Regions from separate parts of the Mus musculus genome. Here region 2 is linked to region 1. Evidence: chromatin loops called from intact Hi-C (ENCODE). Cell type or tissue: heart. All regions are shown on one strand. Each heading gives the region's core, and the rest is flanking DNA. Links, peaks and the distances in the headings are about the cores only.

Region 1 (15,286 bases), core at 2,477-10,476:
GCACAGAGGGCAGGAGGCATGGGCAGCTCCTATCGCCCTGTGACCTCTGGGCTTCCCTCTAAATGGCACAGAACTTAGTTCCCGGAAAATGCCACTTGCCTGTCCTCAAGCTACCCCACTGCCTCGAGGAGCTAAGTGTAACATTCTTCAAACCTCACCCAAGGGTGACCTACCTCACTGCACACACCTCCCTGACCCCAAAGCTAAAGACAGCGGGTTCAAGCTTCCTGTGATCCCAAATTGCTGCTTCCCGTGCCTGTCTCCCCTCTTGGACCATGACTTCCTGCAAGCACAAACCGGGAATTATTTTGTCACCCCGGTATTCTAGGCTAGCTTATGAAGGACACACCACAAGCATTTATTGAATAGAACTGCTGCAGGTTTTATTCAATTTTTCCTTTTCTTTATCTTTTCTTTCTTTCTTTTTTTGTCTTGGTTTTGTTCTTGTTTTTCAAGACAGGGTTTCTCTGTGTAGCCCCGACTGTCCTGAAACTCACTCTGTAGACCAGACTGGCCTCAAACTCAGAGACCACCCCCCTTCCTCTGCCTCCCAAACGTTGGAATTAAAGGTGTGCACCAGCAAACCCAGCTTTCAATTTTTCAGTGACATATAAAATTGGGGCTCTTTCTCTTACAGAATATTTGACAACACACTATTTTAAAATCATGAATACTGATGACTCTATTTTGAACCCTCAAAGGTATGATTTCTCGCTCTTCAACTTGACAGTTTGTAGGAACTGTCATATCGAGTTTCCCAAGACAGGATTTCTCTGTGTAGCTCTGATATCGAGTCATATCGTTTCTAGGGGGACCCGGAGAGCCAGCCTCATAGGTTCTAAACTTCTCTAGAAGTCATAGGTCCTGTGTCCCTTTGCACCTTCCTGTCACTGCTCCGTACCTCAGTTATCCACTCTGTAAACTGAGGACAGTACACCTGCATCAGCCTAAAGACGTTAGTGATGTGAAAGGGTATAGAAGAGTGTGTCCTGCCTAGTGTTCCGTAAGCTCCCTGTATCTTAAGACAGTATGTGCCTCCTGTTAGCATGACGGCTATATTATCTACAGAAACCGATGCCTCCGAACCCATTTGCAGAGAATCGGATCCCCTTGACCTACCTCCATCAGATCTGGAACCGAGAACTCTCAGGAGGGGGTTGAGGTCATAGTTTTAAAGGGTACACCTGTCTGCGATGAGAGTGTCCCCCCACCCCGTGTCTCTTTCTTTTCTTTCTTCCTTTCTTTCTTTCTTTCTTTCTTTCTCTCTCTCTCTCTTTCTCTCTTTCTCTCTTTCTTTCTCTCTCTCTCTCTCTTTCTCTCTTTCTCTCTTTCTCTCTTTCTTTCTTTCTTTCTTTCTTTCTTCCGTTCTTTCTTTCTTCCGTTCTTTTTCTCTTTTCATGTTTTCAGTTTTTCGAGACAGGGTTTCTCTGTGTAGCCTTGGCTGTCCTGGAACTCACTCTGTAGACCAGGCTGGCCTCGAACTCAGATATCCGCCTGCCTCGCCTCCCAAGTACTGAGATTAAAGGCAGGCGCCACCAATGCCGGCTTTTCCTTTTTTTTTTTTTTAAATTGGATATTTTCTTTATTTACATTTCAAATGTTTTCCCCTTTCCAGGTCTCCCCTTCGGAACTCCCCTATCCCATCCCCTCTGTCCTTACCTCCCCCACCCATCCACCCACTCCCGTCTTCCCGCCCTGGCATTCCCCTACACTGGGGCATGGAACACCCTCAGGCCCAAGGGCCGCCCCTCTCACTAATGTCCAACAAGGTCATCCTCTGCCCCGTTTGTGACCGGAGCCTGTAATCTTTTGTTGGTGGTCCAGTCCCCGGGAGCTCCGGGGGATCTGGCCTCGGGTCTGTTTGTTTAAGTGTGATTTGAACCGGCAACTTGGCATCATCAGGGGGCCAAGACCTATTTCCGTCCAGGTGAGGGATGGTCTCAATTTCGCAGAAGGACCCAGAGTAGTCTACCCAGATGTGGGGGCGGCCGGCTGGGGCTAATTATAAGAACTAACTCCTATGGGTCAAGTCACCGAGGTAACCGTCTGGCCAAGGTCCCAGAGCCACTCGGCGCCTAAAAGTAGGTCTTGCGCTTCGCCCGGAGCCCAGGAATGAAAGGGTGAGGTCCCCCAGGTCCTCTCACGCCGGCCTACCGTCCCTAAGCAACCCTCTTCATCCCAGGAGCACTGCCTTCCCCAGAGGACTAAGCCTACCACGCACACCTCCGAGGGATGACGTCAGGACCCCTCGCAGTCCCCCTCCGAGCCGCTAGATGTCGCTAAACTCCCATTCCTAGTTTCTTCTTTTCTCCCAACCTCCTCTCCCCTTTCGCTCCGAGACTCTCGCGAGATCTCGCGGCAACTTACAGAACCGGAAGTCGCGTGTAGTTCTCTTTCCTTTTGCGGCCATCGGTGGATCGCAGCCGGTGAGTTCTCGGCGGGTTGTCGCTGGTAATCCGCAGCCATCCGCGGCGAGGCGAGGAGGCTTTTCTGTCCCGAGGCCCCGAGACGGCCTTGCTGGCCCGGCATCAGCCAGGGAGCCGAACTGGGGCGGGCTCGGTCCGTGTCTTTCCTAGCCAGGGCCCGCGGGGCTGGAGAGGGTTAAGGGGACCAGGTTCGTGGACTCGAAGGCCGGCGGGGCCCATGGAGATGGAGTTAAATAATCATAAGCCCCGGGTCAGCCGTGCGGTTGCCCTCTCGCCAGTTGGGAGGGCTTGGAGATCCGCCCTTGCTTCCATGCTCAAGTGGGGGGCAAAATGCAGAGCACCAGAAGCGGTAAATGAGAAGGTAAAGACCGACGCTGTGTAGGACCCTCCCGGGATGCTGAAGTTGGAAAGTCAAGTTTAAAAGTAGGATAGGTGTTACTAATGGCAGAGTCTTCATCTTGTTTTCAGTCTTTAAAGACGAAAAAACCCTCAGATGGGAAGGTCTGGAGTAACCGAGCATGATACCTTCCAGTGAACGTTGTGTGCTTTCAGAGTGGAGTTGATGCTGTTTAGGGAACTGGTTGAGACTTGAAACGTTAAAGGGTCTTCTGGTTTTTGTTTTTGTTTTTTTTGTTTGTTTTTAAGCCAAAATGAAGTTCAATCCCTTCGTGACTTCTGACCGAAGCAAGAACCGCAAACGGCATTTCAATGCGCCCTCTCACATTCGGAGGAAGATCATGTCTTCCCCTCTTTCCAAAGAGCTGAGACAGAAGTATAACGTTCGGTCTATGCCCATTCGGAAGGATGACGAAGTTCAGGTATGTGTCCTTGCTTGGCGAGGCGAAGCTGAATGGAATTTTACGATTATTTGGGGGGCGCGGGGGGGGGTGAGAAAACCTGCATTTGATGTATGAAAGGGTTGCTTTGCATCAAAAGAACTGGAAAGCAGTGTGCTTTTTGGTCCTGCCTCAGCGGTTTGCTAATGTCTTTGTGTGGGGTTCTATTAGCTCTATTGGGGAGAGATTATCTGTAGCTGTAATTTATAGCTAGTGATTGGTAAGTTCTGGAAGTCTTTAAAAGAACGCAGGGTGGGTTTCTTTGTGTAGGTAGCCCTTGGCTGACCTGGAAAAGAGATAAGATAGAGCCCTAGGATAAAGGGTGTGCACTTCGAGACTGGCACATCTTAACACTTTTTAAGAATACTTAATAAAATGAAACACTTCTTTGGGAGGATCGACATGGGTTGAAAACAGCTATAGGATGGCAACAGTCTTGATTTGTCTGTTATTTAGAAAGCCTTTCTTTGCTATAGGTGATTGGCCTGGTTTGTTTCCAGTCTGTGAAGATGAAAAGGTTGGGGATTTAGCTCACTGTTCACATAGTGCTTACCTTGTATATACAGGTCCTGGATTTGAGTCCCAGTAACCCCATTCCCACCCCAAAAAGGGGACGTGTGGGTCTGCTGGAGGTGCACAGTGTATGAATGATTCGGCAGTTCTGGTTCTCTGGGTTACACTCTAGCCCTTGCTCAGTTTTTTTTTCACTTGCACTCAGGTTGTTCGCGGACACTACAAAGGCCAGCAGATTGGCAAGGTGGTCCAAGTGTACAGGAAGAAGTACGTCATCTACATCGAACGAGTCCAGCGAGAGAAGGCTAATGGCACAACCGTCCATGTGGGCATCCACCCCAGCAAGGTGGGTGTTTTTGAAGGAGGAAACCACTAGCTTTGGTGCTTGATTGCTGTTTACATGGCACCTGCAAGTGGCCCCTGTGATCAGTGAGGCCATTGATAACACCATTATGAAGTGGGCTTAAGGTATTGGCAGTAAAAAGCAACCTGGAGCTGAGGTTGTGATCCCATAAACTGATTATATAAGCCAAAGTAGAACATCCCATAATACATATACCTGTCCTATATATACTTTTCATGTCAGTTATTCCAAATTTGTGATTGGATTGTTTAATGTGCACAGCAACCACTTAAGGGGGTTCTCAGACTTAAATTAGTGCTAAAAATGTAATTTTCAAACTGCAGAAAACCCAAAAGACCGACAGACAACATCAGTATTAAAATTGTACCATGATTTCTTTCCCTTCCCCACCACATAGTACATGTCATGGTTGCTTCTGTGTGTGTGGAACCCATGTAGATCAAAGATGTGGGTCTGTTGGCCCTCTCTCCAGCCCAGCACATGACCTTAGTGAGCTCTGAGTTTTTGTTTTTCTGGTACTCAGAGGTCTGCCTGTCTCAGCCTCCTGGGTGCTGAAATTAAAGTCCTGTGCCACAATGCACGCCCCATGTAAGGTGTCTTTTAATGTACATGAGTACACTGTTGCTCTCTTCAGATACTACCAGAAGAGAGCATCTGATCCAATCACAGATGGTTGTGAGCCACCGTGTGGTCACTGGGAGTTGAACTCAGGACCTTTAACAGAAAGAACATTTTCTGTATGTAACATTGTAGTGGTTTTTGGGTTTGGTTTTTGCTTTCCACCACTAGCTCAGTTTTCAAGGAAAATGCAGTGGTCAGTTCTTGGTCTCTGGTCCTTAGTGCAGCAAGTGATAAGATTAGACTAGCTGGATAAACTCTGAGCTTCTGCTCCAAAGCTGCATCATCATTTGTATTTTAGAAAGAGACATTTAGGTATCTACTACCCTGGGTTCAGGGAATGGAAAGTGGGACCTGTAATTGGGCCTACGTTGTTGCTTAAAGCTTAGGGCTGCTTCTTTTTGTGCAGGTCGTTATCACCAGGCTAAAGCTGGACAAGGACCGCAAGAAGATCCTGGAGAGGAAAGCCAAGTCCCGACAAGTAGGAAAGGAGAAGGGCAAATACAAGGAAGAAACGATCGAGAAGATGCAGGAGTAGAGACATCTCGTGCACGGCTTTCATTAAAGACTGCTTAAGTAGTCCTGTCTTGTGTGGTGTTTTCCAAGTACCTTGTTTTCTGTGGCTTACTCTGCTTCTGTGTCAGTCTTTGGGGTCTGGAAAGGACAGCCACCCTCAGATGGTCTGATAGCACTATGACAAGTTATGTGGAATCAGGAGCTATGATGAATTTAAACCTTGGAATGGCCCTTATTTATAGGAATAGCCAGTTGAAAATATTCCTAATCGACTGGTACCTGGAAAGGACCCTTAAGAGTCAGTTCTCCCACCTTGTGAGTCTTACAGGTTGTTTGGTCTTGGAGGCTGGTACCATCTCATAGGGCCTAAAATATTGGGAGAACCCTGACATTTATTTGTACCTGTGTGTGTGCATCTGTATATCAAATCCCTGCAGTGTCTACAGAAGCCAGAAGAGGGCACCAGATCCCCTTGAATTAAATTGTTGGGTCCCCAGACTTGAGCTTAGTTCCTCTGAAGGAGCAGCTGGCCAGCTCTCCAACTCTGGAAAAACATGTGTTGTCTCACCGGAGAAAACCTGGCTGCTGAGATTTCAATACAGTGAGAATTTTATTACTGGTGATAAGATTTTATTTCCCTGTGCTAATGTTGGATCAGTGCTATAACTGAGTTGCAGGCAGCAGTGGGCACATCAGAAATTCCAGCTGAGGTAGAAGCAGAAGTATTGAGGCTAGCCTGGGTCATATTAGCAAGATAATTTCCTAAAAGGACTGACAGAACCATGTCTGGAGTATCCTGCAGTTGGCAGCTGTTGCCGGGTTGGAGGGTTTAGGTATCTAACAGTAACCAGAGGAACCGTGCACTGTAGCACTTGGCTGATGTTTCAGCAAAGCCTGGCAGGGTCTCCAAGTAAGATGGTTGCCTCAGCAGATCCCCAAGGCCTCATACCCTGGGGCAGCACAGTGAGCACAGGTGGAATAGAAAGGCTGGAGTACGAGGCCATGCCTAATTATTACTATTTTTTTTTTTTTTGCTCATTTGAGATAGGGTCTCACTGTGTAGGCCAGACTGGCCACAAACTGGGATCCTCCATGCCTGGCTACATTGCCTTTTTTTTTTTTTTTTTTTTTTAAAATAAGAAAATGTCACCTTTAAGGGAGGCAGAGGCAGGTGGATTTCTGAGTTTGAGGCCAGCCTAGTCTATAGAGTGAGTTCCAGGGCTATACACAAACCCTGGCTTGAAAAAACAAAAGAAAAAACTCCCAACAGCTTTCCCCTAGTAAGTCAGGAAAGGAGTTGTCAAGTGTAGGCATGGCTGCACTGCTACACTGCCATGTTCTTGTAGGCTGTGCCTTTTGACCATGACTTGAAGACCTTAAGCACTTTGTCCTCCATAGCTGTGAGGAGGGATCCAGGTGAAGAAAGAGAGCAACCAGCCAGTGACGCGGGTTCAGTGAAGGAGAGGTGGAAGCTGGACTTGCTTAGCGCATGGGGGATGTGGCTGATCTGAAAGCCCTGTGGTATGACATTCCAGGTCAGAAAAAGCCAAAGCCAAAACCAGGAGAGAGCATGGCTTGAGAACTAGTTCTCTTATCAGTAAAGTGTAATGTATGCATTTGGACCTCAAGTCAGGTCCCCGGCACCCACAAAGAAATTGAGCATAGGAACTGAGATGATTCAGCACTCAAAAACTTGTGTTGAAGCTTTCATAGGGCCCAGGCTCAGTTTGCAGCATCTCATGATGGCACAATTTCTAGGGATCCTGATAACATCTGGACTCTGGGAATGTAGATGCATGCAGGCAAATATATACGTATAAAAACGCAAAAAGCTTTAAAAGTTAAAAGTCACATTGGAAGCCGGGGAATTGACTCGGGAGTTAAGACTACACATTGTACTTGCAGAGGCCCGGGGTTGAGTTCACAGTACCCACATCCAGCAGCTCCCAACCTCATTAAATCAAGAGAAACTGCTCTTACAGTAACATGCAGGAAGAATTGTGTGGTCTGCTTGAAGTATTTCAAATGTAGGCCAGAATCGGCTGGATCTTGGCCCAAATCTGCCTCTCGTGTACACCTCAAGAATATAAAATTATGTTGTATTCTTGGCACAGGTCAGTGCATTCCAGGAAGTGACTATTGCCATGGAAACAACAGGCTTCTGGAGCACAACATAAAAGTTGGCTTGAAGTCACTGCTCTAACTTAGAAGGGCCAACTGTGGCTTACAGCTCAGAACCGGGATGACTGTGATCCAGGCAAAGGACCCATGCACTGTTCGGCTCTCAAGACCTAGAAGAAGGTGTTGCTCAGGCCCATGAACTGGATTAATAAAGGATTCTCAAGCCAGGCGTGGTGGCACATGCCTCAATCCCAGCACTCGGGAGGCAGGGATGATTCCTCAGTAGTTTGAGGCCAGCCTGGTCTACAGAGTGAGTTCCAGGACAACCAGGGCAACACAGAAAAACCCTGTGTCAATAATTCAATTAGTCGATTAGTTTATTAAATAAAAGCCTTTTATCCTCCACATCTGTCTTCCTCCATGTCCCAGAACTAACTAAAATCTCTTCTGATCATCCTTCATGCCGGGCCCCTTCTGGGACACTACCGTAATCCCTGATGTTGCCTACCTCAAAGAGAGGTGTCATGAGAAACAAGTTCAAACAGGAAAAGGGATGTTAACCCACCAATAGTGGGTAACTCATGATCTGCCTGCTACCAGCAGATTTTACCTTCAATGAAGAGTTGGGGACTTTTGTTCGTTACTTTTTAAAAGATTTATGTGTAGGGATGTTTGTATGTGGATAGGTTCACCAAACACACCTGGTGCCCCCAGAGGCCAAAAGAGGTTAGCAGACCCTCTAAGAGCGGAAGTTACAGATGTCCAGCCCTGGCCATTATGTTTTTGGTGAGCCACTGTGACTATCAAGGGAAGCAGCATTATTTTTGGACAGGAAAGGACATCATTCCCAGCTTGTTTTAGGGTCCAACATCTTGTTCTGTCCCTGGCCAGCGGCTCACATTCCATTCTCCTTCCAAGACATTGTCCTTTGTTATAGTCAAGCAGGGTGCAGGAGGCCCAGATTACTAGGACAGTTACTACACCCCTCCCTTGAGCTGATCTTCCACCTCCTGGTTGCATGGCAACCCTAGAGACATAGCCACCATCTGAGCGGCTGTGTGAGGGGTACAGTGAGTCCCAACATTACTTTCTTTTTTGGGAGCTTTGCAGATGTGGACATCTCTCTCTCCTTGACTTCTTTATGCTGGCAGTGCAGAGAGGGAAGTGTGTCCCCCGACACACCCAAAATGGCCTTCACTGTTTGTTATCATCTCAGTCTGGGGAATCAAGATCACCCACTTATCAACCATAGGTTCTTCTCAGCTAGAAAATACATTTGTCCTCTCAGTGTTTATGTTTGTTTGCTTTTCAAAAAATGCACTGTTGTGCCAGGTATGGTGGTGAGAACGTATAATCCTGGCATTTAGTGGGCGTGAGGATCAAATGGGTTCAAATTACCTGAAAGTTTCAAAAGACTATAAGAGTGCATGCTTCAGGAGCACATATAGTGACATTGGGAGGTCACAGAAAAGTTCAGCGTGGCCCCTTTGCAAGGATGACACACACAATCATGAAGCAGTCTATAGGGTTTTTTGGTTTTTTTATCTTTTTTTTTTTTTTTTTTTTGAGACAGGGTTTCTCTGTAGCCGTGGCTGTCCTGGAACTCACTCTGTAGACCAGGCTGGCCTTGAACTCAGAAATCTGCCTGCCTCTGCCTCCTAAGTGCTGGGAATAAAGGCGTGTGCCACCACGCCTGGCTTATTTTAATCTTTTAAGACATTTTATGAATATGCTTTGTCTATATGTGTATATGTGTACCATGCAGGAGTGCCCAAGGAGGCCAGAAGATCCCATGGAACTGTTGTTAACAGTTGGTTGTGAGCAGTCATGTGGGTGCCGGGACTTGAACCCTGGTCCTGCTGGCTTGTCTTGAGAGGCGTAGTTCCCATATACCCGACTAAGCAGACTCTGCAGACTAGTTTTACAGTGGAAGTCAGAGTCTCTCCCTCCCCGTGTACAGAAGTGGAGGGAGGGTTGCATTACCTTTCTGGGACCCTTTGTTCACTATAAAGATTTTCCTGTTTAATCTTTATAGAACTCAAATTGACTATGAAAAGATGGAAAGTGGGCTAAAGATTTTTGGCTTTTACTGGTGGAGTAAGGAGCCTGTGACATATTTTCTCACACGAGGCTTAAGCTCTGGCTCAACTAAAGTCTTGGTCTATAACCAAGTCTGGTCTCTTTTTTAAAAGGCAGGATAATCGCTCCAAGTCTCACAGATACAATGGGGCTTCTGAGAGGGTAATAAGTTTGGAGAGGGGGTGGGAGAGGTCACTTCCTCCTCATGACTAGCAAACCCTTGGTAAATTCTCACCTCTCAACAGGAAAAGAAACAATGGAGGCAGGAGAGCAAAAGCCAGTCTGCTCGGTCTTGTCTGGGCCCACTGGGGTGGCATTCAGTGCCATTGCACCACAGTCGTGCCTGCTCACATGAACAGCAACTTACTAGGTCACAGGCTGACCTTCAAGGGTGAGAATACTGCCTTCTAGCTCCTAAGAGAACTGCACAGGGCTCTCTTGTCCCAGAGTTAAGGAATGTTGTGGAAAGAGCTAAGCTTGCCCTTCAGTTAACTTCTGCTATGCACGGGGCCAGGGATGTGTGTTACTTTCCAGCAGAGTGTCCTGGCCCTGTGTTAAAATGTTTCATGTACTATAAAGAGGGCAGGCAAGAGTACTCAGCAGATAAAGGTGCCTGCTGCAAACCTGACAGTCTAAACTCAATGCCAAGGAACCGCTCACACGTGGAAGGAGGGGCCAGGCAGTGGTGGCGCATGCCTTTAATCCTAGCACTTGGGAGGCAGAGTGCAGGTGGCGGATCTCTGAGTTTAAGGCCAGTCTAGTCTACAGAGTGAGTTTCATGACAGCCAGTGCTACACAGAGAGACCTTGCCTGAAACCAAACCAAACCACCCCCCCCCCAAAAAAAGAAAGAAAGAAAGAGAAAAGAAAAGAAAAGAAAAGAAAAGGTGAAAAAAGGGAACAGACTGCAAGATTGTCCTCTGACCTCCACACATATGCTGTGTGGTGCATACTCCCCTCCCTAACCCCACAGTAATAATCATGTTTATTAAATTTTTGAAAGAACTGTGAAGAGCCACACCAGTGCTAGATAGCACGATGTATTTATCGCTCTCAAAGGTCAGCAGCTAGTCAGCACAGAACATACCAAGAGCTGGTTGTTTAGTGACAGTGTCACCTTTGCTCACTTAACTGAGTTAGATGTGGTGACTACCACCCTTCCCCCCATTTTAGTTAGCTAATTAGTTGGTTGGTTAGTTAGTTTTGAGACAAGTTCTCTCTATGTAATCCTGGCTGTCCTGGAACTTGCTTTATAGACCAGGTTGGCCTCAAACTCACAAAAAATCTGCCTCTTGAGTGCTAGGATTTTTTTTTTTTTTTTTTTTTTTTGAGACAGGGTTTCTCTGTGTAGCCTTGGCTGTCCTAGAACTCAGGATGTAGACCAGGCTGGCCTCGAACTCAGAAATTAGCCTGCCTCTGCCTCCCAAGTGCTGGGATTAATTAAAGGCATGCGCCATCACTGCCTGGCTATGATAACTGTTTTTAAAGGCCCTTTTTCCCTTTTCCCTTTCCCTTTCCCTTTCCCTTTCCCTTTCCCTTTCCCTTTCCCTTTCCCTTTCCCTTTCCCTTTCCCTTTCCCTTTCCCTTTCCCTTCCCCTTCCCCTTCCCCTTCCCCTACCCCTTCCCCTTCCCCTTCTCCTTCCCCTTCCCCTTCTTCCCCTTCCCCTTCCCCTTCCCCTTCCCCTTCTTCCCCTTCCCCTTCCCCTTCCCCTTTTCCCTTTCTTTCTTTCTTTCTTTCTTTCTTTCTTTCTTTCTTTCTTTCTTTCTTTCTTTCTTTCTTTCTTTCTTGTTGTTTTTGAGACAAGGTTTCTCTGTATAGTCCTAATTCGAACTCAGAAATTCGCCTGCCTCTGCCTTCCAAATGCTGGGATTTTTTTTGGAGGGGGGGGTTGGTTTGTTTTGGTTTTTCGAGACAGGGTTTCTCTGTATAGCCCTGGCTGTCCTGGAACTCACTCTGTAGACCAGGCTGGCCTCGAACTCAGAAATCCGCCTGCCTCTGCCTCCCGAGTGCTGGGATTAAAGGTGTGTGCCACCACGCCCAGCAGCCATTTTCTTTTAAAATTGTCATTTTTATTGTACTATTGTGGGGTTTGCATATCTATCTAGCTTTAGACAAGATCTCTGCCATGTAGCCCAGGCTGGTATGGAACGCATAGAGATCTGCCTGCCTTTGCATCCCGAGTACTGGGAGAAAAGGTATGCACCACCACTGCCCAGATCTTTTTCTTTTCTTTCTTTCTTTTTTTAAAATTAATTAATTAATTAATTTATTTATTATATGTAAGTACACTGTAGCTGTCTTCAGACACACCAGAAGAGGGCATCAGATTTCGTTATGGATGGTTGTGAGCCACCATGTGGTTGCTGGGATTTGAACTCAGGTCCTTTGGAAGAGCAGTCGGGGCTCTTAACCGCTGAGCCATCTCACCAGCCCTCTTTCTTTTTTTAATGTATGGTTTATAGCTCTTTCCAATGGTTTTGTAAAATTTTGTAAACCTTGATTTGAAACCTGAGATACTTTTACCTAAGTGTAGCTCAGTGGCCTGGCATTCCAAAGGCCCAGACTTCCACGTGAGTACCACAAAGGGAAGAATGTACAGAGGCCGGAGAGCTGCCTCCGTGGTCAAGCGCACTGGATGTTCTGCCAGTCAGAGGCTGTGGATTCCACTCTCTGCACTTACACAGTGGCTCACAGCGCTTATGATGCTGGTTCCAGAGTCTCTTGCCCTCTACTGATCTTTGAAGGCACCAGGTTCACACGCAATGCATATGCAGACGTGCAGGCAAAACATCTGTGCACAGAGAAGGAAAATAAAGACAAAAAAAAAAAAAACCCGAAACAACAAACAAACAACAACAAAACCCAGCTAGAGCCTACCTAGGACTTTCACTCAAAATGCTAATAGCCTGGAATCTTGTTCCCACTCTCAGCTGAATTTGGATTCTTTTAATTTGCTTTCTTCCGTTTTTGTTTCTTGTTCCCTTTTATTATCTTCCTGCTAATCTTTGTTTACCCAGGTTCTGACTTTTTTTTTTTTCAACCCTACAATTAATTACCCCAGATGGCTGACTCCTTGGAGTTTTCCAAGCAAACAAAGCAGGCAGGAAATAGAAGCTTCCTGAGAAAGCGCTTTCTCGTAGGTCGGTTGGAGTCGGAGAGGGGCTTTGCCTTGGAACCCGTTTGTGTGCAGCTGCTCTCCCTCTTCACAGCCGATTTATGACTGCGGGGAAGATCTGGGCACATTTCAACCTTTCCTTTTAAAACTTGAGGCTGATACTTTGCTTTCTCGAGTTGCGAATTGCTACTTTTCTGTTGCGTTCGAATACCTGTGTCCCTTCTGCTGATGCTGTTCCTCAGAACAACTTCTGCACACTGGAACCTTTAGCCCAAGATTGCTTTTTCACTGTTAGGCGCTTCCTGCCTTGTTGAAGGGTATTGTGCATGAGGGATACGAAGCCTTTCCTTTAGGGTTGAACAAATGGCCTGCTTTGTGTCTTTGCTTGGTCGCTGAGTCACCTAGTAGTCGTCCACCCAAGTTCACACCAGCACGGTCTTCCTCCTGAGAAATGACCTCTTTGACTATAGGGACCACAAGGATCTTGGTTGGCACAAACCCACATCATCTGAAAAGACACAGCCATCCTCTAGTCCCTTTAGTGAAGAAGTCCAGTGTGGATGACAAGCAGTCACTACCCCTCTCCCTCTCCATATACTCACGAGTTCTGTTTCCTGGAGGGACTCTGAAACCCATCAAAGGAGAGAGACGGGACCCAGTTGGTAGAGTTGTGCGTGCTTACCATACATAAAGCCCTAAATTTAATCCTCGGAAATGCATCAATCTGTAATCCTAGCACTCAGAAGATAGAAGCAAGAGTATCAGAAATGCAAGGTCATCTTTAGCTACATAGCTAGTTTGGGGTCAGCGGTCTACATGAAGGAAGGAAGGAAGGAAGGAAGGAAGGAAGGAAGGAAGGAAGGAAGGAAGGAAAAGAAATCTCAGCTAATACTTTTCTTCTGCCAATTCCCCTTGTACACATTCCTCTCTCTTTAGTCTGTCAGTTTCAAGAACTCAACACTAATAAACACCAACTATGTATCACGTTACAAATAAAGACTGAAGAAACAGGCACGAGCCTGTCTGTCAAGAGGTGCCTAGGGAGGGCTCCCCACAAACTTCACTTAAGCTGAGTTTTTGAAGAATTGCAGTTCATCCATGAATATTCTCCATCCTGCCTTTTTGGCAAGATTTATTTATTTTGTGTGTGTGTGCACCACATGTGTATGTGCACGGTAGGCTCACATATTCCTGTGGATCTGAGTGTATGTATGTGCACACACGTGCCTATGTGTATGGATGTGCACCATGTGTGTGCAGTGCCCACTGAGGCCAGAAGAAGGTACAGATCTTTTTGTACTGCAGTTAGATGGCTGTGAGCAGTCTGATGTGGGTGCTGGGAACCCAAGCTGACTGAGTCCTTCACAAGACCGTAGGTGCTGTTGACCACTGGGCCATTTCTTCTTTCTTCTTTTGTGAGACCCCGACTTAGAGCATTTCTCCCTGGGAGGTAAAGCCCCTGAACGTTCCCCCAAGCTTGTCTTCCCTGATCTCTAAAAATACAGCCAGAAAGAAGCTCTTTGTTCTCTATAGCCAGCAAAAAGCCTTTTTGTTTCTATACCTTACAACCAGAGATGCGATAATTGTAACATGGCAGAGAAGAGCTGTAGCCCAACTCCTCCCAACTCCTCCCAGTTCTTCAGCTAAGTGTTAAAAGCCCCCTACTGTTACAGCTCAGGCTCTAACTCCCCTGCCCTGCACAACAGAGGGACTTTGTCCTCAGCTAGCTGATAATAAAACCTCTTGCAGTTTGCATCAGGTGTGGTTTTCTCTCAGGTCATTGGGGGGCCGGCCAGCTCATCCCAGGACTTGAGCGGAGGCCCAGCTTCGGGGGTCTTACACTTTATTTGCTGCTTCTTCCTCTTCTTTTTCTTCTTCTCCCTCCTCCTCTTCTCCCTCTTCCTCCTCCTCCTTCTTTTCGAGACAGGGTTTCTCTGTTTAGCCTTGGCTGTCCTAGAACTCACTCTGTAGACCAGCCTGGCCATTAACTCAGAGACCAGCCTGCCTCTGCCTCCTAAGTGCTGGCATTAAAAGATCCGTGCCTTCACACACAGCTAATGTAGGTTTTATTTTTATCATTGTTTTACTTTTAATGTGGGAAGCTTCTGTTATTATTATCCTTCCCATAGAAGTCTTTTATTGTTCCCAGAGACCCCAAATCAAGCTCATAGTCCAGGATCTTGTTTCTGGAGCTGGTGGCTTCTCAGCCTGCAGCCCTGTTTGCTCTGGGCTCCCCCAAACTGTTTCTCTAGCCTGTTTTTATAGCACATTCTGCCTCCTTTGTATTAGAGGAAGACAGACTTGATACAATCTTCATTGGAGAAACTGGACAGATGTCATTCAGGAATCAAAGTTAGCTCTCGACAGTTAGGGAGATCACCTCTGCACTCAGAAGGAGGCATTGAGAAGAACACGGCCACGTGTGTATGATTTTTCCACCAAAAAGATATCAGTCGAGTCAATTATAAGGAAACAATCGATAAACTCAGACATCCTATAAATTACTGGGTCTGAATTCTTTACAAAACAACAATACTTTACCGGGCGGTGGTGGTGCACGCCTTTAATCCCAGCACTTGGAAGGCAGAGACAGGTGGATTTCTGAGTTCGAGGCCAGCCTGGTCTACAAAGTGAGTTCCAGGACAGCCAAGACTATACAGAGACACCCTGTCTTGAAAAACAAAAAACCAAAATCAAA
Region 2 (15,286 bases), core at 4,287-12,286, 60 kb after region 1:
GAGGAGGCTAGTTTCCGATGCACCCTCACCTGTACTGCTGCGTGGCGGGAGGGGTGTGTGTGTGTGACGGTGCGGGTGTGTGTGTGGGAGGGTGTTCAAATGAGGGTGGGCAGCCCTGGGCAAGCTGGGCTGGCAGAACGGCATGACCATCTTCATGCCTCCCTCTTAGCTAAGGGATGTCTGGCTTGCACAACTGTCTACGTCCCCATCTTCCAACCTTGGTGTGAGCCAACCACACTTTGCACTGAGGGATCCTCTCTTCTCCACCCTCCCCCACATCTGCAGAGGCCCCACCCCACCCCACCAGGAATTTACCTCTATGGTTTGAGGTCGTTTTTTTGTTTTCAGCAAATCTTTCCCCTGTCCCTTCGGAGCACCAAATGCCGCCCAAACTCTCCAGATAACTGTTCCTGCGTCTCTGAGGCGGGAACTGAAGGCCCAGATTTCCATCTCCGCAGAGGAAGCCAGTGCCTTGGCCCCACCCAGCCATTGTGTCAGACCAGGGTTGTGAGTGTTGAGGGTGGTGGGGAAGGGGATCCCCTGGATCTGTAGAGTGACTTGCTGCTCACTATTCTGTGTTCCCAGTTCCTCGGGAGGCCCCAGCTCTCAGTGTTGCACTGGGAAGCTCCCACAGCGAATGTCCTGGAAGTCAATGCTGGGGGAGAAAGGAGGGAGGGAGACTGGTGGGGGTTGCAGGGGCAAGTTCCTGTCAGATGTTACTCCGTGGGCACACATCAAGACACTGGGAAGAAAAATCAGGTAAGCTTGTATTGAAAGATGGTTTAAACCCCTTCTTGCAGAAAGCCAAAAAACCTAGTCTTTCTAAGGGACCACACAATCTGCCCTATTTCCCAGCTTCTCCCTTCAGGCCTATTCCTACCTTAGGATTTTTGGAGTTCTCCTAATGCCTGAAAATCTTCCCAGAAATCTCCCTGAAGCATTTCTTCATGTTCTCTGGGCAGCTGGAAGGAACCCTCTCAAAGAGGTCTGTTCTGGCTACTCTAAAATTTCAATCCACTGGGCTACCTGGTCAGGTCTTGTCTCAAAAAAAAAAAAAAAAAAAAAAAAAAAAAGAAAGAAAGAAAGAAGAAAAAAAGAAAAAAATGGAAAGGAAAGGAAATCCAGGCTGGAGGTGTGAGCTAGCAGTAGCCCATTAAAGTGGTTTATGAGGCTCCGAGTTCCATCTGAGTGCTGCAGAGTGAAAGAAAGGAAACTAAGGGGGCTACAGAGAAGGCTCAACATTTAGGAACACATCCAAACAGACTTCCCACAGACAGCCTTTTCTAGCCTCCAAGGGCACCAACATGCATAGCACACATACACACACACACAGAGGCACATAACTGGAGATAATCAAGAGGAAGGAAGGAAGGACTGAGAGATGGCTCAGCAGATGAAAGCACTGCTGCTATTCCAGAGGACTCAAGTTCAGTTCTCAGCACCCACATTGGGTGGCTTACCACTGCCTGTCTCTCCAGCTCCTGGGGAATCGAACACCCCTGGCTTCCATGAGCCTCAGTGCTCACATGCACATAGCCATAGAGAGCAAGCACGCACATATGCATACACCCAAATAATTTTATATTGTTAGAAATAAAATCAGAAGCCGGGCGTGGTGACATATGCCTTTAATCCCAGCACTCGGGAGGCAGAGGCAGGCAGATTTCTGAGTTCGAGGTCAGCCTGGTCTACAAAGTGAGTTCCAGGATAGCCAGGGCTACACAGAGAAACCCTGTCTCGGAAAACCAAAATAAATAAATAAATAAATAAATAAATAAAATAAAATCAGGTGCCAGGCATGGTGGCACACACCTTGAATCCCAGCACTTGGGAGGTGGAGGCAGAGGCAGAGGCAGAGGCAGAGGCAGAGGCAGAGGCAGAGGCAGAGGCAGGTGGATCTCTGTGAGTTTGAGGCTAGCCTGGTGTACAGAGCAAATCCCAGGATAGCCAGAGACTCTGTCTATAATAAACAAACAAACAAACAAATAAATAACAAGGGGAGAGGTAAGTAAGAAGGAAATAAATAAAGGGGTAAAAAGAAAGATGGCTGGTACAAGATCCTCCTACTTGTCCAGCAAGCGCTGTACTTTGAGTCATCTCTCAGCCCCAGCATCCCTTTCTCCCTCGTGATCATCCATGTTCCATCCCACATGCTGAATTTACAGACTGGGGCTTTCCTCTTTCTATTACAGGCCACCATCCCAGTGCTTGAGAAGTGTAAGTAGGAGGCAGGGGGATTGTGAGTTCCAGGGCATCCTTCCTAAGCTACAAAGCCAGACTCTTGCCTTAAAACAAACATACAAGCCGGGCGGGCTAGCTGGACTCATTTAGTCTTCAAGCTTCGGTTTGAGTGAGAGACCTTGTATCAATATACATAAGGCAGAGAACAATGAAGACAGACAGCCAATGTCAACCTCTGGCTTCTACACACAGGTGCACTCATGTGCACATGAGACAAAATAGAGTGACAGAGGCAGGTGGGTCTCTGAGTTTGAGGCCAATCTTGGTGTACAGAGTAAATTTCAGGGCAGCCAGGGCCACACAGAGGAACCCTGTCTCACAAAAACAAACAAACCAAAACACATTGTCCTCTGACCTCGATATGTGTACGCTGTGGCACATGCCCCTTCATAAACACAATAATAATAATAAATTAAAAATTGAAGTCTTAAAGGAAAGAAAAAAATAAATTGCAATGCACTATATCATACCATATTATCAAACTTCCTGTGTGTGTGTAAAATGTATACTTTTATGTGTTTGCACGTGCGTGAGTTTCCATGAATTCAGATGCACATGGGTGCACCTGTGTGTAGAAGCCAGAGGTTGATGTGAGCTGTCTGTCTTCATTGGTCTCTAAATTATGTATATTGATATGAGGTCTCTCACTCAAACCGAAGCTTGACAACTAAATGAGTCCAGCTAGCCCATTTACCTGAGAGGTCTCTGCCCCCTAAGAGCCAGGAGCAGCCCTTGCATTAATCTAAACTCAGGTCCTTGCTCTTGTCTAGCAAGCACCTCACTCTGGATTCATCTCTCAGCCCCAACATCTTCCTTCCATAGCAATCATAGGTGTACCATCGCATATGCTGAATTTATGTGCTGTGACTTTTCTCTTTATAGTAGGAAGTAGCCCTGTAGATATTTATCTGTCTTATTTAACAATGTAATGTATCCCAAAAGTCCTGAAATGGTGTCAAGCATATAGTAGGTGCTCAACAGAAGCTTAATGTTTGGTTTGGTTTGGTTTGGTTTTTCCAGACTGGCTTTCAGTGTGCAGCCCTGACTGTCCTGGAACTTATGCTGTTTGACAAACTGGCCTTAAACTCAGTCATGCCACTGCCTCTGCCTCCTGAGTCTTGGGATTAAAGGTATGCACCACTACCATGTGGCTTTTGTTTTGTTTTGAGAGAAGAGTCTCTTTAGGTTGCCAAGTCTGGTCCTGAACTCCCGAGCTCCCACAGTTCTCCTACCCAAGCCTCTCAAATGCTGGGTTCTAACTATATAACCACTACTGACACTCACCACTGCCAGACAGCTGCCTGCCATCTGAGGATCTAAACCAAAACGATTCTCCTTCTCTTATCTTGTTCTTCACAGAGTATCTGTAGTTTGTATTGATCCCATTAGTTTCCCAGTACACCTCACCCTAGAGCCAACCACTCACCCAGCCCCCATCTCTAGACCTTTAAGGAGAAAAAAAAATATTTTCCCCTAAGACTATTGGAGACTCCAGCAAGAAAACTAGACACATTTGTAGTCAAACTAGTCATGTGCTCTTTGTTTTGACTGGAATGTTAGGAGGTCTTGTTGTTATTTTAGTTTTTTTGTTTGTGTGTTTATTGGGGTGAGTTTTTTGTTTTGTCTTATTGTTTAGTTTTGCTGCTTACAAAGTAACATTTTGGGCTGGAGAGTTGATTCAGCAATTGATAAAGAGCACCCGGCTGCTCTTCCAAAGGACTGGGGTTCAATTCCTTTTTTTTTTTTTTTTTGTGGTTTTTCGAGACAGGGTTTCTCTATAGCCCTGGCTGTCCTGGAACTCACTTTGTAGACCAGGCTGGCCTCGAACTCAGAAATCCACCTGCCTCTGCCTCCCGAGTGCTGGGATTAAAGGCGTGTGCCACCACTCCCGGCTTGGGGTTCAATTCCTAGCATCTACATGGCAACTCAAAACTGATCCAGTTTGGGTGGATCTGGCACCCTCACACAGATAAACATGCAGATAAAACACCAATGCACATAAAACAAAAGTAAATTTTGCCAGGCAGTGATAGCGCAAGCCTTTAATCCCAGCATGAAGGAAGCAGAGGCAGGCAGATCTCTGTGAGTTTGAGGCCAGCCTGGTCTACAGAGCTACAGCCACAGGCTGTACAAAGCAATCCTGTCTCAAAAGAAAAAACAAAACAAGTAACATGAGGAAACTGAGGCAGGAAGATACTGCCAAACTGCCACCAGAGTCTAAGTGTTTCAGGTGTGGCTCTGGCAGGCAAAAAGAACCCATCCTGGCAGAGATGTAGGCAGCCCTGTGTCTCCCAAGCTCCCATCAGGCAGAGATGTAGGCAGCCCTGTGTCTCCCAAGCTCCCATCAGGCAGAGATGTAGGCAGCCCTGTGTCTCCCAAGCTGTGGTACGGAGGCTTTCCCACTGGCATCCAGAGACCTTTATGCTCCCTCTCCAGCTCTTCTAAAGTACTCCTCTTACAATCATCACGACAGTATGATTGGACTGGAAAGATGACTCAGTGGTTAAGAGCATTTGCTACTCTTGGAAGGGATCCAGGTTCAGTTCCTAGCACCCACATGGTGGCTTACAAACTCCTTGAACCTCCAGTTCCAGGAAATCCAATGCCTCTTCCGGCCACCTGCCATACATGTAGTATAAACAGAGACATGAAGGTAAAACACATATATGCATAGTGAATAAAAATAACAATAACCAGCCAGGCATGGTGGTGCATGCCTTTAATCCCAGCACTTGGGAGGCAGAGGCAGGTGGATTTCTAAGTTCGAGACCAGCCTGGTCTACAGAGTGAGTTCCAGGACAGCCAGGGCTATACTGAGAAACCCTGTCCCAAAAAATAAAACGAACAAACAAACAAACAAAAAAAACAGAAACAACTGCACAAAGTTGTCCTCTGACCTCCACATGCATACATGCATGCTGTGGCACGTATCTGCCCCTGAGTGTGCGCACTCACACACACAGAAATAATATAGATAACTGTAGCCTCCCCTCCCCCAGCCTTAATGGTTCCACTGTTTACACCTGGATGGAGCTTGCCGCTCAATCGTTCTGCCACGCCCACTGCTGGAGCCTGCCGCTTTCCTGTTCCGAAGCCATCACGTGGTCACCCTGCTACTGGATTCCAAGATTATTTGGCGTGAATCGGGCCCCCTTCCCCTGCTTCATAACTGCATGCAGAATAGTAAAATTGAGCTTTGATCAGAATGTCTGTCTTAGCTGCATCCTTTTCTTGCCCGCCTAGCCCTTCTTCTCTTCCAGGTTTCCAAAATGCCTTTCCAGGCTAGAACCCAGGCTGTGATCTGCTGGCCCGACACAACAGATAACATTATTATTAAGATGTTTTAAAAGATAACATGAGGCTTCAGGGGCCAGAGGTGAAAGGTTATGCTTTAAAAGTAATGTATTTGGCCAGGCATGAAGATGCACTCTGGAGGCACAGGAAGGCGGATCTCTTTGAATTCAAGGCCAGCCTGGTCTACATTGTAAATTCCAGGGCAACCAGGGCTCTGTAGAGAAACCTTGTCCAAAAAAGAAAAAAAAAAAAAGGCTGGTGTTTGCTGTCAGGGTGAAGAGGGTGAACCTGTGATAGTCTTCAATGTCACCTTGAGTAGATTTAAAATTACCCAGGAACCATACTGTTTGGTTCTGTTTGCATCTGTGAGAGTGTTTTCCAGGGAGGTTAGATTTTTTTTGGAGGACACGCCCACCCTGAATGTAGATAGCTTTACTCTATGGGCTGGGATTCTGGACTGAATTTTTTAAATGAAGAAAGCCAGTTGAGCATTAACACCCGTTTCTGTCTGCCTCTTGAGAGGGTGGATACAGGGGACCAGCCTTGCTGTCACAATGGATCTGTCCTGTCGCTTGAACCATGAAGCCGAATGCATCTTTTCCCTTTAATCTGTTTCTTCTGAGACATGTGGTCACAGAAAGGAGACGGGTTGGTATCCAGTGCATGCACGGACCAAGGTTATGAAAGCAGGCATCGGATCTGCTGACAGTGTCTTACACACGCTAGTGTTCTGCCACAGGTCTACACACCAACTCTTCTCAGTCTCACTATGTAGGCCTCGGCTGTCCTTGAACTGCAGATTCTCCTGCCTCAGCTTCCAAAGTGCCGAGATTACAAGCACATACCATCATGCCAGCTAGCAGTTTCTTACAAAGCAAAGCATGGTATGACCTGGCCGGACTACCTAGCCCACAAACAGTGGGAATGCTGATAGCTGTTTTCTCTCTTCCTTCTGCTTTTGCCTGGAAGGTCTTCCAGGAGCTGCTTCAGTGAGGGTCAAGCCTTTACTTCCTGTGGTTGTCTACTTTATCTCCCAGGAGGAAGGATAAAGCAGGGATGTCCCCTGGTGACCACTGTGTCCCTTTCCAAAGAAGAAAAGTTCTGCTGGCATAGGCATTTGTGTTCTTCCTAAGGCTATAAGGTTAATGACCTGTGACCATTATGCTGCCTTAATAGAAGTTCTAGACTTACAGGTTAAGAGTGTAGCTCAATAGATTGGTGCTTGCCTAGTATGCACAAGGCCATGGGTTCCATCTCCAGCAGTTAAACAAAACAAAAAGTTTTCCCCCAAATTGTATACACACACATTGACATAATTTTTTTTTTGCAATCTACTTTAATAAGCATTCAGTCTCTCCTCTTACCTACCACCCACCAGGGGTAGTGGAATAGAAAGGTTACTAGGATATGGGGGATGTTTAGCCATAGTTCTTTGGGGATGAGCTCGGTCTCCTTGAGCAGCTGCAGACCAATCCTCTAGGCAAGGCAGATACCACATCTGAACCAGAAGCTGAACTTCAATCTGGAAGAAACAGAAAGGCTTGCCAACCGGCCTGTGGCTGGGCCACGGAAACAGCAAGCTGCTGGCAGGAACACAAGCAGTTCTCTGGCGAGTTTCTCTCGTCTTTACCACAAGTTGAGCTCGATAATGCTACGTAAGGTGAACCAATACGTGCCTATCATTAGCTAAGACTAGCGAGGCAGCGCAAACCAACCAGAGCTCAGCGCTCGTCTCCCACTGTCTGTGGGGTCACATTTATACTCTTCCACCACGTGTCCTTTTACGTGGCTGCTACATCCAAACATCCTTTCACCTGTGTCTGCTTCAAGAAAACATTCTTTCATGTGTTTGCTTTAGCAAGACATTCTTTGTGTGCCCCAGCAAAACATCATTTGACATAACTGACTTTCCAAACAAACCAGAAGTTTCCACGTCATATATAGATATATCTTTTTTTTTTTTTTTTTTTTTTTTGAGACAGGGTTTCTCTGTATAGTCTTGGCTGTCCTGGAACTCACTTTGTAGACCAGGCTGACCTCGAACTCAGAAATCCGCCTGTCTCTGCCTCCCAAGTGAATATATCATTTTTTTAATGCCGAGTGTGTAAATAAAGCATGCCTTTAATCCAGCACTCAGGTGGAGCTCTTTGAGTCTGAAGCCAGCCTGGTTTACAGGGTGAGGAGAGCCAGACCATGCAATCCAACCAATATGAAAAGAAATGTCTTGGTGCTGGGGATAGACCTTAGTGGTAGCATATGTGAGGTCCTAGGTTCCGGCCAGGACCTTAATTTCATAGTATGTCTTATTCATAATCATATAAAACTGGAAGCAGCAACCAAGATATCTTTCCACATATGAATAGATAATAAACACATTGCTGGACTTCAACAGATGGGATGTTATTTAACTGATAAAAAGAAATTAATTATCAGACAACTGTGATACTGTGGAAGCTGAAACAGGAGGCTCTCCAGCTCAAGAGTAGCCTTGACTGTATAGTTATACTGTCTCAAGAGCAAACAAACAAAAATGGTCTAACCACAAAAGTTAAGAATTTAGTTGTACATGGTAACACTAGGCTGGCCTTTAATCCCAGCAATCACAAGGCAAGACACATGGATCTCTGTGAGTTCAAGACCAGTCTGGTCTACATAACAAGTTCCAGGAAACCAGAGCTATAAGAGACTCTGCCTTGAGAGTAAAACAATAATAAAAAATGAAAATTAAGAACATATTTCTAAATCAAAGATGGTTATCTAAGCCAGGTATGGTAGTCTATGCTTGCAATCCCAGTACTCAGATGGCAAAAGAATTTTTTTAAAGATTTATTTATTATATGTGAGTACACTGTAGCTGTCTTCAGACAATGTAGAAGGGGGCGTCAGTTCTCATTACGGATGGTTGTGAGCCACCACCATGTGGTTCCTGGGATTTGAACTTCAGAGGAGCAGTCAGTGCTCTTAACTGCTGAGCCATCTCCTCAGCCTGGCAAAAGACTTTTAAGTTCTAGTCCAGTCTGGGCTATATGAGACTCTATCGCAAAATAACAATAAAAATAAATAATAAGTGAGATGGACATACATATATATACATACACGCAAGCTCTAAAAGACAAATGTATCACGAATTGAGCAATAAAATAAAATATGATGGACTGTAACTCAAAATATAAAACAAATATCCATGAGTCCATAGGGATATCAGTAATATAAATTAATGTGTAAATTATGTATTAGTGGGAACAAACATCCACTACAAAAGACTTCCATGTATGTGTTCTGTTTTCACGGAGGGGATAAATAGCTGTCCCCCATTTTTTGTTTTATTTTTATTTTACTCTATTTATTTATTTATTTATTTAGGTTTTTTGAGACGGGTATTTTGTTTTTTAAAAAAGATTTTTAAAATATTTATTCCTGTCTATGTATGTATACATGTGCATGCAGTATCTGTAGAGGCCAGAAGGGGGCACCAAATATCACTAGTAATTTGTCAGTTGCTTTGTGGTTGCTGAAAATGAAATTAGATTCTCTGAAGGGGTGGGAGTGTGTGTGGGGGGGTAGAATAACTCATGCCTTTAATATCAGCACTCAGGATGCAGAAGCAGGTGAATCTCTGAGTTCGAGGCCAGCCTAGTCTTCAGGGTGAGTTCCAGTACAGCCAGGGCTACACAGAGGAACCCTGTCTCAAAACAAAGCAACAAAACTGGGTCCTGTGAAAGATCAGCCACTTGCTCTTATTTGCTGCCTTTAATCCCAGCACTTGGGAGACAGAGGCAGGCAGATTTCTGTGAGTTTGAGGTGAGCCTGGTCTACAGAGTGAGTTCCAAGACAGCCAGGGCTACACAGAGAAACTCTGCCTTGAGAAAGAATAAAAATTACTTAAAAAAAAACCAAAACAAACAAATAAACAAACAAAAAAAACCTTAAAATCTGTCAATCTCTTGGGCATCTGGTATTAAAGACAGAAAGTGTCACCCAGTAATGCTGAATGTTAAGCACCCAGGGGGACTTAGTGAAAGAATGTGGGGGTCCACCTGCAGAGTTCTTCTGGTTCAGGGAGTTTCCAGTGAGACTGGATGTATTTCTAAGTTCTCAGGCACTACTGCTGCTATAGCCACCATACTTTTGAGAACCCTAGGCTTTAAGCTCAGGGTGTGAAGCCAAGTGTGGTGTCACCCAGTAGGGCAGCAGGCTGGAAATCTTCAGCACTCCACATGCTGAGGCAGGAGGATTTTGAGTTTGAGGCTCCTAAAGGCTACACACAGCAAAGTTGTCTGGCAAACAACCTAAGACTCAGATCTGCCTCTCTCCCACCCCCAAGCTTCTAGAGTTTCCAGTATCGTGAAGTAGGGAAATTAACCACTAGCTAAGAACAATAGGAATGTTTTTGAGGTATTCCTAAAAATAGGTATGTTTGAGGAACAAAGTAGAATGAGGCTGAATAGGGACAACTTGAAAAGCCATCAGAAGATGCTCAACCTGACCTGAACGTCACCAAAGAAAGCTGCGGGGACCTCGGGGAAGTGGGAAGAGTTCTGTCAACTCCAGACTTCCCAGTAAATTACTGAGCGTGTAACACAAGGGCAACCTCTCCTTTGGAGTATGTCCCACAGATATTATCTCATTTTACAAGGGGTTCCTGAGAAGATAAGAAACTTGCCCACGGTCATCTATATAGTAGGAAGGAAAATATAAACCGGAATTCAGCGCTAAGCAGGGTAGTTGACTCAGGTGAGCCCTCTGCTTCTTCCTGCCGCCCAAATGACGCCACCTAAACTCCTACCTTCTTTCTCCAAGCTTTCTCTTTAAGCTCTTTTCCAGCCTCCCCCCCCCCCGGGCTCTTTCATAATTATTCATACGAATGAAGCAAGGACAAGAAACAAGTCTGTTTCTGTAACCTAAGCCTCGCTGAGGAGGAGATGGAAATCCTTGTCTTGACCTGCCCGGCCTCCTCTAGGTCATTGTGACGATCAAGAGCTTAATAAGATCAAGGTTTTGTTTTTTTTTTTTTTTTTCCCCTGGCTGGCCTTCAGGCCTCCCTCCCTGGGCGCCCGCAGCTGGCCACACCCTGGTACTAGACCCTACAGTTTACTCGGCCTTAGGGGATGGGTGCTGTCCAGCAGGTGTGTACCATCGCCCCGGCGGGCGGGACTGCAGTTTCCGGACTATCCTGGCATCCGAACAGCGCTGGGCGTGTCTGCGGTCAGGCAAACCCCAAACAGAGATGACCTGGGATTGAGGACGATCGCAGAGAGCCCGCCACCCACAGGAGTCGCTGCCCAACCCTCCGCGCTCAGCCTCTGCATCCCGGCCCACCCCAGTTCCTGGACAGTGATTAACAAAAACAAAAACCAAAAACATCTCCCCGCCTCCGGCACCCTCCCAATGCCAGGCCTGGGAGCCGGGGCGAGGAGAGTTAACCCAACCCGTTTTAGTTGAGGCCGAGGGCCCGGCCGATGGCAGCGCCTCCCATTGGCTGCTGAGCCGGCTCTTCGCTGATTGGCTGAGGCGCTCGGCTGCAGCTCTTGGAGAGTCCCCATTGGCGCTGCGTTCCAAGGACCCGAGAGTGGCCGCCCGGCCTCTGCAGACTACCTCGGGTAAAGGTGCTCTAGCTCCCGCAGCTACTTTGCCACGCTTATTCTTAGCCGGAATCCTAACTTCTTTCACAACCCTCCTCTCGCTGTTGTCGAGCCACCTTCGGCTTTTCCCTCTGATTCTTTTTCTGTTGTTGCTTTTCTTTTTCCTGCTTCTCCAGCTACCATTTCGTAACTCCGTTTTCCTAAGATACGCTCTGGTACCCCCATCCTAGGCATTCCCACCTGCCAGCTTCTAACTTCTGCTCCTCCCTGATCTCAGTTCCCTTGTCAACAGGGCCTTGTTGCCATACCCTACTACACTCCTCTTTCTTTCCTTTTGCTACCTTCTGATCCCCAAACTCCCTCTAACCTCACTTGACTTCTTGACATTTGACCCAGACAATTTAGCTCTCTTAAATTTCTACCTGTTGCAGCCTGGGCTTCAAAGAGCCAGGTGTTGTTCATATCCATCCCTGCTTTCTGAAGCTGTTTCTACCTTTACCATGGACTTCTTAATGAGTGGTGTAGCAGCCTGTGGAGCCTGTGTGTTCACCAATCCCTTGGAGGTTGTGAAGACCAGAATGCAATTGCAGGGAGAACTGCAGGCCCCAGGCACCTACCAGCGCCACTACCGAAACGTCTTCCACGCCTTCTTCACCATTGGCAAGGTGGATGGCCTAGCTGCCCTGCAGAAGGGCCTGGGCCCTGCGCTCTTGTACCAGTTCTTGATGAATGGCATCCGACTGGGCACCTACGGGCTGGCAGAGTCTCGGGGTTACCTGCACACTAATGAAGGCACCCACAGTCCTGTCCGCAGCGCCGCAGCTGGGGCCCTTGCTGGGGTCATGGGAGCATATCTGGGAAGCCCAATCTACATGGTAAGAAGAGGGGTCTGTCTGGTCTGGGGCTTTCAGAAAAGACTTTTGGCAGAGGGTGGGAGCCTGCCCTTTACAAAGGCATTGGTGACAGGGTGCTGTGCCCCATAAGCAGAAAATGGCACAGGAAAATGCTGGCAAGCTTCAAGGCCTTCTGATCTGCCTTATACACAGACACCCAACAGACTCTGCAATGTGTTGATGAAGATTACAGACTTAGCGTAAGGAGAACTCCTTTGAGTTGGGGTGTCATTTGTTTGTTGAGGCAGGGTCTCCCTATATTGTAGTATCAACACTTGCTCTTGTAGCCCAGCCTGGCTTCTAACTACAGTCCACCCTGAGTCTTCTCAGTGCTTCAGTTAACAGGTATGCATCCTAGCGGTATGCATTCAACTGAACTTTGAATCACACTTCCTAGCACTCATTGTTGCCATGTTGATAAGACAGGAATAATTATAGACTCTTGTGAAGTTGCTGAGAGGACTGAAGGAGACACATGAGATGTACATATGAAGGGTTCATATAGATCCCGGCAGATGGTGGGCATCTGACAATATTCCTCTCTTCTCTTCTCTTCTCTTCTCTTCTCTTCTCTTCTCTTCTCTTCTCTTCTCTTCTCTTCTCCTCTCCTCTCCTCTCCTCTCCTCTCCTCTCCTCTCCTCTCCTCTCCTCTCCTCTCCTCTCCTCTCCTCTCTCTCTCTCTCCTCTCTCTCTCTCCCCTCTCCCCCTCTCCTCTCTCTCCTCTCTTTCCTCTCTCTCCTCTCTCTCCTTTCTCTCCCCTCTCTCTTTCCCTCTTTTCCCTTGATACAGGCAGAGCCTGGCTATATGACCCAGGCTAATGGGAAACTCACTAGGAACCCAAGCTGGCGTGAAGCTCTTGCTCCTCCTTGCCTGTGCCACCCAGATGCTCTGATTACCAATATGTGCCACCATGCCCAGTGCAGCTTTTACTGTCTTATTCCTGGGGCTGACTTTGTGTAGAAGGATGAGGAATCTGAGAAACAGGCGTCACGAAGTGTAGGTCAGGAAAGTCCCGGGCATCACAGAATTGTACACACTCTCACAACTTGCTCCTGTGAGTTATCAGATGGTGAAGGGCTGGAAGCCTGGATCCAGAGAGGGTTGGTGTCCTGCTCAAGGTCACACAGCTGTTCGTTACTGGGACTAGGCCAGGCTTAGTGAGCCAAGGAGATGATCTTACAGGAGCGCCAACTTGGTCTCACTCCTAGTGTATGAGATTTGAGGACAAAGGCATCTTCAAAAATCAGCTGAATTTGTGCCCTTAGGGTAGTCTTGACAGGGAGGCTGGTGGAGGTGGCAGCTGGAGATCTGATCTGGAATGGGAGCTGGCATAAGAGGCAAGGCATCCAGAACTTTCCTAACATGAAGTCTTAGGAAATATTACCATTCTCCGATCTCCACTCCCCACCCCCAGCCCCAAGGGAAGTAGGATGTGAAGGGGGCGGGGCATCTTGCAGGCCTAAGAGATCCGTCCCCTGGGACTGCAGCCAAGGGACAGAGCCTCATGACCAATTTGTTAAGTGGGAAAAACAGTAATTACCAGATTAAAAGAATATATTCATTGCTTAATACCCTAGAGGAAGTGTGAGTGAGGGCTTTGGGTGTTTTGGTCTCCATGGTGGGAAAGTGACCCCTGGGACACAGGCTGTGATACTTTCTTGTCTCCAGGTGAAGACACACCTACAGGCACAGGCAGCCTCTGAAATTGCTGTAGGGCACCAGTATAAGCATCAGGTGAGGGTTCCCCAAACCACTGGAGCACCCGACCATCTCCCCCCATTTTTCCCTAACTTTCTGCCTATAGCTGGCAGCTCCATCTAGCCACTGCTTTGCCCGACCCCATCAAGCCCCGCTCGGTCAGACCCTAGAGCCCGTCCTCACCCTCATATCCCTTGTGCCTCAACTCTCCTGCACCTGTTTATCCTGCCCCGTTCTCTTGACCTGCTGAGGTCCTCCATTCCATACCTCCAGCCTGAACTCTGGGTTGGTGAGTATCAGCAGACACCTGAGGGCCCCTACACTGGACTTGCTGTCTGGACAACAGGTGCATAGCACTTGTCAGCTTTAGCAGGAGGCAGTCGCTGATGCTGGGGTGACTGAACCTCAACCACATGGTCTTCCCCCCCAGGGCATGTTTCAGGCACTAACCGAGATTGGCCAGAAACATGGTCTAGTGGGGTTGTGGCGTGGGGCCGTGGGCGGCCTGCCCAGAGTTGTCATCGGCTCCTCTACCCAGCTGTGCACCTTCTCATCTATCAAGGACCTCTTGAGCCAGTGGGAGGTACTTCCTGGGAACGGGTGGGGCCATCCCTGGAATGGGAAACAAGGGTGGAAAAAGGGAGGTGGGCCCTGGTTCAAAAGTGAGGGAGCTATAGGAGGACTCGAGGATCAGTGATCCCTTAGGATGCTGCCATCATCTCCTAACAGAAGGGGTACCTGAGCCCTCTGGACACTCCTTCAGTTATCACTGTGTTATCTCTGATGGTATGGAAGCTCCCAGAATTACCAGTTGTGTTCCCAGGGCAGTGCTCATCCTGCCCTAAAGTTAAACAACTGTGTGGTTGATAAAAAAAAAAAAAAAAACAAACCAAACAAACTTTATCTTTCTTATAGATCTTCCCTCCCCAGAGCTGGAAGGTGGCTCTGGCCGCTGCCATGGTGAGTGGTGTCGCCATAGTCGTGGCAATGACACCCTTTGATGTAGCCAGCACAAGACTTTATAACCAACCCACTGATACTCGAGGCAAGGTAAGGAAGTACTGCAGGGTCCAGGCTGACAGGGAGAGCTGGGGGTGGGCAAGCAGATCCTCAGATGCTGCCTGGAAAGGTGTCTGGCCCCGGCGGGCTCTGACATGCACCTCCTGTGCTCTCCCTTCCTCTCTGACGTGCTCCAGGGCCTCATGTACCGGGGGATCTTGGACGCTCTGCTGCAGACAGCGCGGACAGAGGGCTTTTTTGGCATGTACAAGGGTATAGGTGCCTCCTATTTTCGCCTCGGCCCCCACACTATTCTCTCCCTCTTCTTCTGGGATCAGCTGCGCTCCTTTTACAACACATATGCTAAATAACAATCACTCTCTTGTAACTCCAGATCAACACTCTTTGGGCACCTCTGCCTCTACTTCCTATCACAGTGACTGCTGACAGATTGACCTCTCAATGCCCCTAAGGGGGACAGCCACGCCCACTCCTCTGTTCTCCTAGGGTTGAGTCACTGAGTGGGTCTTGCTTTAAATTTTTCCACAAATCCCCCGATATATTTCATACCCATCTCAG

What was found. Peaks named below come from ENCODE experiments on the same cell type or tissue, not always from the same donor. Only the 100,000 strongest peaks of a DNase experiment are listed, where the experiment ranks them.
Region 2: a loop joins it to region 1, with 5 times the contacts of the local background. A loop is called at or near these places in 20 of 42 quality-filtered maps.

Annotation. Positions count from the first base shown.
Region 1 is chr11:68,899,199-68,914,484 of GRCm38, forward strand. It overlaps Rpl26 (ribosomal protein L26), which reads left to right and starts at 2,368. Exons shown (of 4, transcript NM_009080.2): 1 at 2,368-2,426; 2 at 3,072-3,244; 3 at 3,981-4,121; 4 at 5,167-5,336. The coding sequence starts at 3,077. The coding sequence ends at 5,295. Gm22608 (a small nuclear RNA gene) reads left to right here and starts at 8,818; the gene lies at 8,818-8,924. In heart, for the core only: a CTCF peak has its summit at 5,719 (motif pointing right); DNase peaks (open chromatin) are centred at 5,733 and 8,233; H3K4me3 peaks cover 1,543 bases; H3K27ac peaks cover 1,865 bases.
Region 2 is chr11:68,957,046-68,972,331 of GRCm38, forward strand. Slc25a35 (solute carrier family 25, member 35) reads left to right here and starts at 11,086. Exons shown (of 5, transcript NM_028048.2): 1 at 11,086-11,992; 2 at 13,679-13,744; 3 at 14,139-14,291; 4 at 14,624-14,758; 5 at 14,905-15,286. The coding sequence starts at 11,618. The coding sequence ends at 15,078. Gm32273 (predicted gene, 32273) reads left to right here. Exons shown (of 3, transcript NR_168013.1): 2 at 349-759; 3 at 5,241-5,447. In heart, for the core only: CTCF peaks have their summits at 8,980 (motif pointing right), 9,182 and 10,815; DNase peaks (open chromatin) are centred at 5,316 and 11,016; H3K4me3 peaks cover 1,827 bases; H3K27ac peaks cover 825 bases; H3K27me3 peaks cover 568 bases.